2 separate regions of the Homo sapiens genome follow, and region 1 is linked to region 2. Evidence: chromatin contacts called from ENCODE Hi-C or POLR2A ChIA-PET data. All regions are on one chromosome and are shown on one strand. Each heading gives the region's core, a stretch centred on a gene start or an enhancer-like site at or near the end of the contact. The rest is flanking DNA. Distances are from core to core; before and after follow the strand shown.

Region 1 (3,738 bases), core at 934-3,433, 2.1 Mb before region 2:
CCACCTCTGCCTCCCAGGTTCAAGTGAGTCTCCTGCCTCAGCCTCCTGAGTAGCTGGGATTACAGGAACCCACCACCACCCCCAGCTACCTTTTTTTTTTTAATTTTTAGTAAGGACGGGGTTTCCTGACCTCAAGTGATCTGCCCACCTCGGCCTCCCAAAGTGCTGGGATTACAGGCATGAGCCACCGCGTCTGCCCACTGAAATTTTATTGTTCTTTGTCTAAAAAATATAAAAGCACCTGGCTTTGGGCACTTTTTCTGACTTCCCTCTCTTGTGAAGATCCCCATGTACATGTAAAACTAATACAATTGGTATAATTTTCTCGTTTGTCCACTGTCAATTCATTTGTTCTTATTTTACTTTAGTTTATTTTTATTTTTATTTTTTGAAGATAGGGTTTCACTAACTTGCCCAGGCTGATCTCATACTCTTGGGCTCAAGGGATCCTCCTGCCTTTGCCTCCCAGTAGTTAGCATTACAGGCGATTCTCAATCTGGGCCTACATTCAACTAAAGAGCCCACCAAGAGCTAAAAGGCAGTTGGAGGCAACTCTGACTCCCATACACAGTAAGGGAGGAGACCATCCCTCATATTGTCTTACGCCCAATTTCTGCCTCCAAAGAAAGAAGAAGTAAAAACTCAAAGGCAGAAATGGAATCCACAGGCAGACAGCCTGGCGCCACACCCTGGGCCTGGTAAAGATCGACCTCTGACCTAATCAGTTTTGTTATTTATAGATTACAGACATTGTATAGAAAAGCACTGTGAAAATCCCTGTCCTGTCCTGTCCTGTTCTAATTACCAGTGCCTGCAGCACCCAGTCACATATCCCCTGCTTGTTCAATGGATCACGACCCTCTCACGGGGACCCCCTTAGAGTTGTGAGCCCTTAAAAGGGACAGGGATTGCTCACTCGGGGAGTCGGTTTTTGAGATGTGAGTCTTGCCGATGCTCCCAGCCGAATAAAACCCTTCCTTCAACTCGGTGTCTGAGGGGTTTTGTCTGTGGCTTGTCCTGCTACAACAGGACATGTATGAAGTCACGTGGAGCACAGAATAGACCATCAGAAAGTGAGAGAGAGGTCTGGGGGAGAGTTGGTGACATTTACTAGATAAAGACCCTAGGGGAAGCAGATTGGGGCAAGAAAGGGATGAGTTGGATTTGAGTAGAGGAGCCTTGGGCCATCTGTCCAGGGGCAGGATGTGAGGGGAGGTGAGAGCCCGGCTGCAGCTACAGGGAGACTGGCAATTGGGAGGCGTCCTGAGCAGCACATGGGAGAAGCTCCTAGAAGAGAGGACCCTCTGACTTTCTCAACCTTACCCTACTCTCCCCACTGCCTCCGCCATCTAGAAACTTCCAGAATTTCAGGCCCCAACAAGCCTACGATGGAGGAGGTTCTCCTGTATCCACTCCTTTTTCTTTCTTTCTTTCTTTTTTATTTTTGAGACAGAGTTTCGCTCTGTCGCCCAGGCTGGAGTGCGGTGAGGCAATCTCGGCTCACTGCAAACTCCGCCTCGCGCGTTCAAGCGATACTCCTGCCTCAGCCTCCCCAGTAGCTGGGATTACAGGTGCACGCCACCACACCTGGCTGTTTTTTTGTGTGTTTTTAGTGGAGACGGGGTTTCACCATGTTGGTGAGGCTGGTCTCGAACTTCTGACCTCAGTTGTTCCGCTGGCCTCGGCCTCCCAAACTGCTGATTACAAGCGTGAGCCACTGCGCCACGCCCACTCCATTGGTTTTTTTACACTCAACATTGGGAAGAGACTGCTGTTGCCCTGTTTCTGAGATAACAAGGACAAAACGAGAGAGTGATGAGCTGGAGCCCGATTATAAAACGGTCCACAAACGAAAACTAATGCCTGAGTTCAGTAAGGCCGGGAGGCCAGCTCACTCCCGCGAGGCGCTCTTTTGTTCGTGCAAACCGGGGCGGAGCTCTCTGCTGCACCGCCTCGCCGGGCCGGGGCGGAGCTCTCTGCTGCACCGCCTCGCCGGGCCGGGGACTAAACATGCGCGGCTAGTTTTCAAGGCCGGCCTCTGTATTAGTCACCGCGGCCATTTTGGATGAGGGTACGGAGAGAACGCGGACTGGAGATACCGGGGGCGTTGTCTTGGGCACGACTGCGTAGGGGCAAAGGTCGAGTACCCGCGCCGCCGCCATTTTTTATGAGGGCATATTCCATTTCTGATTATACACCCGCTGCCATCGGCACCGTTAGTTTCCACGCCCTCTAGTGCGCCCTCGGGGGCCCTAGTAACCTCCCTCCTTCCCTTGGGCCCGGGCCGGGGAGGCTTTCTCGGGCGCAGGAGGTTCCGCAGGCCCAGGCCAGGCCAGGGGAGGCAGCCGATCCGTCGTCGGGGTTGACAGTTACCATGGCGCCGCCTCTGGCCCCGCTCCCTCCCCGGGACCCAAACGGGGCCGGACCCGAGTGGAGGGAGCCGGGGGCTGTGAGCTTCGCGGACGTGGCCGTGTACTTCTGCCGGGAGGAGTGGGGCTGCTTGCGGCCAGCGCAGAGGGCCCTGTACCGGGACGTGATGCGGGAGACCTACGGCCACCTGAGCGCTCTCGGTGAGAGCCCCACCTGCTCGCCTGAGCCCTGCGCCCCCACAGGCCCTGCCGCGCCTCTGGGAGCTGCGCGTGAAGTTGGGGGCCCCGGGGCCGGGCAGGTGGCCTCCCCGCAGCGTGGGGTTTGCGTTCTTCTTCCCTAGGAATCGGAGGCAACAAGCCAGCTCTCATCTCCTGGGTGGAGGAGGAGGCCGAACTGTGGGGTCCGGCTGCCCAGGATCCGGAGGTGGCGAAATGTCAGACACAAACGGACCCAGGTGGAGTATCGGGTGCTCAGTCCCATGGGGACTTCTCTGTTCCTGTCCCATCCCGGTACCCTCTGCCACCTCCAGCTACCTGCTTAGCAGTTTCCTCTCTGAACTGCCTTCTCAACTGCGACGACGAGGCTGAGCCCCTGCGTGGCTCCCAGATGCAGCCTAGAAAGGAGCTGTGATGGGGGCTCTGGCCCTGCCATACCCGCCTCTGAGTCCTCACCTCTGCGTGGTCACTACACTCTGGGGGCTTTTTTTGGTGTTTTTGTTTTAGAGACAGGGTCTCGCTTTGTTGTCTAGGCTGAGTGCAGTGGCGGCATCATAGCTCACTGTAGCCTGGAACTCCCGGGCTTAAGCAGTCCTTCCACCTGGGCCTCCAGAGTAGCTAAGACTGTACAGGTGCTCGCCACGAAGCCTGGGTAATTTTTTTTTTTAGACAGAGTTTTACTCCGTTGCCCAGGCTGGAGTGCAGTGGTGCCATCTCAGTTCACTGCAACCTCCCACTCCCAGGTTCAAGTAATTCTCCTGTATCAACCTCCCAAGTAGCTGGGATTACAGGCGCCCGCCACCAAGCCTGCTTAATTTTTTTTTTTTTTTTTGAGACAGAGTCTTCCTCTGTCGCGCAGGCTGGAGTGCAGTGGCGCCATCTCGGCTCAGTGCAAGCTCCGCCTCCCTGGTTGACGCCATTCTCCCGCCTCAGCCTCCCCAGTAGCTGGGACTACAGGCGCCCGCCACCACGCCCGGCTAATTTTGTTTTTGTGTTTTTAGTAGAGATGGGGTTTCACCATGTTAGCCAGGCTGGTCTCGAACTTCTGACTTTGTGATCTGCCCGCCTCGGCCTCCCAAAGTGCTGGGATTACAGGCGTGAGCCACCGCGCCCAGCCAATTTTTTGTATTTTTAGTAGAGACAGGGTTTCACT
Region 2 (3,569 bases), core at 92-2,591:
CCCAGCCCCACTTTCCTATTCCAATTAGGGCAATTCTATGAAATCACAGCATCAGAATCTTAGGCCTTAAAATCATTTAGTCTGGCCAGGTGCAGTGGCTCACGCCTGTAGTCCTAGCACTTTGGGAAGCCAAGGCAGGTGGATTGCTTGAGCTCAGGAGTTTGAGGCCACCCTGGGCAACGTGGCAAAATCCAGTCTCTACAAAAAACACAAAAATTAGCTGGGCACAGTGGTGCGCACCTGCTGTCCCAGCTACTCGGGAGGCTGAGGTGGGAGGATCACCTGAGCCTGGGAGGTCAAGGTTGCAGCAAACCAAGATCCTGCCACTGCACTCCAGCCTGGGCAACAGAGCAAAACCCTGTCAAAAAAAAAAAAAAAATCTGGTCTAAGCACCACCTTTGATGGAGGCAGGAATCCTGCAGCAGCCTGGAGCCAACCCAATGGCTCCCTGCCTCTGGTGCTCTATTTCTTATCACCATACAGGTCTCTAAGGTCACCTTTAGGTCTAACATTGTATGAATGATTGTCAGCAACTTTCCAATTTTTTTCATATACATATATTTTTTTTATTTTATTTTTTACTTTTTCTTTTTTTGAGACAGGATCTCACTCTGTCACCCAGGCTGGAGTGCAGTGGCGTGATCATAGCTCACTGTAGCTTCAACCTCCTGGGCACAAGTGATCCTCCCACCTCAGCTTCCAAGGTACCTGTGACTACAGGAATGCGCCACCATGCCCGGCTAATTTTGTTATATATATATATATATATATTTGTACCTTGGTTTTCTCATCTGTAACACCAGGGGTTGAAGTGCTGTGATATTTTTTGGTTCTAGGATAATTTGGAAATAGGGATCTCTTAACATCTTGGATACTGCCAATAGATCATTCACGAAATCCCTTTAGATGAGTGTTATGTTTACTTAGGTCTCTAAAACAATTTGTAAGGTCAACAGATGGGGATAAGAATGACCTGAAGCTGGTCGTCTTTGTTCGCAACCAGAAACAGTCCTGCCTCAAAAAAAAAAAAAAAAAAAAGGGAGTAGGCAGGTGGCCATATTTGTTTCTGGCAAGTGAGTGCTGAAGGAAAGGAGCTGAAGCCTCCCACAGTCATAACTGGTGCTGGCAGGCTACTGTCTCGGTCTTGGGCGCCACTGATCTAAGGTCACGGCTCTGCTTGCTGCTCCCACCCGCTCCAGTTTAAAACCTGCGGTTCCAGGGTTCTCCAGCCCCTCCCTTTTTCACGCTCCGAAGCCGAGAAGGCCCAAAGCGAAGACAGAGAGGACCCGGAAGTAGGGAAAACCTCTGAGCACGTGATGGGGGAACACGCGGGTGCTGTCACGTGATCCGACAAACGGCCTCTGCATAGTGCAGAACATTCTGCTGCTCTTAAAGGTACAGGCCTCAGGGTCCCTGCTGTAGACGGGGCGGGGGAGAGTACGATGGGTGGGGCGTGGTGGGTCGTAGGGCGCTCGAGATGGAGCCCCCAGCTTCCTTGATGGATCGCGGGGCGCGAGTGCCCTAGACAAGCCGGAGCTGGGACCGGCAATCGGGCGTTGATCCTTGTCACCTGTCGCAGACCCTCATCCCTCCCGTGGGAGCCCCCTTTGGACACTCTATGACCCTGGACCCTCGGGGGACCTGAACTTGATGCGATGGGAGGCTGTGCAGGCTCGCGGCGGCGCTTTTCGGATTCCGAGGGTGAGTATTCCCGCCCACCCTCATGGAACGACCACCTCTGGCTCGCAGCCCACCTGAGGGGAATGAGAGCTGACTCGGCCCCGGGAGGACACGCAAGGAGCGGTCGTGCACCTGAGAGTAGGTGGGGGTCATGCCCTCTTCTCGCTCTCCCAGGGGAGGAGACCGTCCCGGAGCCCCGGCTCCCTCTGTTGGACCATCAGGGCGCGCATTGGAAGAACGCGGTGGGCTTCTGGTGAGTGGCCTGAGACTTCAGCGAGTGACAATGGCATGAGAAGAGGGAAGTGACCGGAGGAAAGGGGGAAGAAAGAGTTAAGCTGCGCAAAGGAGCTGAACCCACAAATATTTACTGAATCCACTGGTTTGCCCCAGGGGCAGCATGTAAAATTTCCAAACTTCACTCCTTATCACCTTCCGGATTTAGCAAGATCCTCATACCTACCACCTGTAGGATTATTTACTTTTTTCTTCCAGCCAATTCAGCCTTAACGTTTTTTAGTGCACATATTTTTAAAAAGAAAACTTTAAATCACGACTCCACTTGGAAAACCAGCGTTTTCCTAGTGAACGTTTAAATAAATGCATCACTACTAAAACTTTTTTATTTTTTTAATTTATTTTATTTTATCTTATTTTTTTTTCTTTTTGAGACAGGGTCTTGCTCTGTTTCCCAGGTTGGAATGCAGTAGTGCAATCACAGCTCCCTGCAGCCTGGAACTCCTGGGCTCAAGTGATTCTCCCACCTCAGCCTCCAAGTAGGTGTGGCTACAGGTGTGCACCACCGCATCTGCCTAATTTTTATATTTTTTTATAGAGATGGGGGTCTCACTATGGGACCTGGGCTGGTCTCAAACTCGTGGCCTCAAGTGATCCTCCTACCTCAACCTTCCAAAGTGCTGAGATTACAAGCATGAGCCACCATGCCGGGCCTGAACCTTTTTTTTTTTTTTTTTTTTTGAGACGGAGTCTCTCTCTGTCCTCCAGGCTGGAGTGCAGTGGCGCAATCTCGGCTCACTGCAAACTCCGCCTCCCAGGTTCACACCATTCTTTTGCCTCAGCCTCCGGAGTAGCTGAGACTACAGGCGCCTGCCACCACGCCCGGCTATTTTTTTGTATTTTTAGTAGAGATGGGGTTTCACCGCGTTATCCAGGATGGTCTCGATCTCCTGACCTCGTGATCCGCCCGCCTCGGCCTCCCAAAGTGCTGGGATTACAGGTGTGAGCCACCGCGCCCAGCTTTTTTTTTTTTTTTTTTTAATTTTATTTTATTTTTGAGACAGAGTCTCACTCTATCACCCAGGCTGGAGAGCAGTGGCACAATCTCGGCTCACTGAAACCTCCACCTCCAAGGTTCAAGCTATTCTCCTGTCTCAGCTCCCCGAGTAGCTGGGATTACAGGTGCGTGCCACCAGACACAGCTAATTTTTTGTATTTTTAGTAAAGACAGGATTTCACCATGTTGGTCAGGCTGGTCTAGAACTCCTGACCTTAGGTGATCCGCTTGCCTCCACTTCCCAAAGTGCTGGGATTACAGGCGTGAGCCACCGTGCCCCGCCCTGACATAGGGGCTTTGGGATCACAGACTTGGATTCACTTCCAGCCTCCAAGGCCTCTCCCAGAAACTCTCTGTGACCACTCTCCTTTTTTTTTTTTTTTTTTGAGATAGAGTCTCGCTCTTGTAGCCCAGGCTGGAGTGCAATGGCACAATCTCGGCTTACTGCAACCTCCGCCTTTCGGGTTCAAGTGGTTCTCCTGCCTCAGCCTCCTGAGTAGCTAGGATTACAGGCATGTGCAACTTCGCCCAGCTAATTTTGTATTTTTTAGTAGAGACGGGGTTTCTCCATATTGCTCAGGCTGGTCTCGAACTCCTG

What was found. Hi-C counts contacts between places; a loop is a spot of excess contacts on that map. ChIA-PET counts read pairs that join two places held with the same protein, here RNA polymerase II (POLR2A). Pooled maps may share reads with other maps.
Region 1: a pooled map shows a loop between it and region 2 (6-fold over the local background). The contact joins the promoter of ZNF764 here to the promoter of CLN3 in region 2. A Hi-C loop is called at or near these places in 4 of 50 pooled maps. POLR2A ChIA-PET finds 5 or more read pairs at or near these places in 2 of 52 experiments (activated naive CD4-positive, alpha-beta T cell and naive thymus-derived CD4-positive, alpha-beta T cell).

Annotation. Positions count from the first base shown.
Region 1 is chr16:30,556,819-30,560,556 of GRCh38, reverse strand. It overlaps ZNF764 (zinc finger protein 764), which reads left to right and starts at 2,183. Exons shown (of 3, transcript NM_001172679.2): 1 at 2,183-2,570; 2 at 2,711-2,824. The coding sequence starts at 2,375. RefSeq lists enhancers at 2,054-2,193, 2,734-3,295.
Region 2 is chr16:28,489,846-28,493,414 of GRCh38, reverse strand. CLN3 (CLN3 lysosomal/endosomal transmembrane protein, battenin) reads left to right here and starts at 1,341. Exons shown (of 16, transcript NM_001042432.2): 1 at 1,341-1,395; 2 at 1,580-1,701; 3 at 1,855-1,933. The coding sequence starts at 1,656. RefSeq lists enhancers at 1,131-1,330, 670-1,459.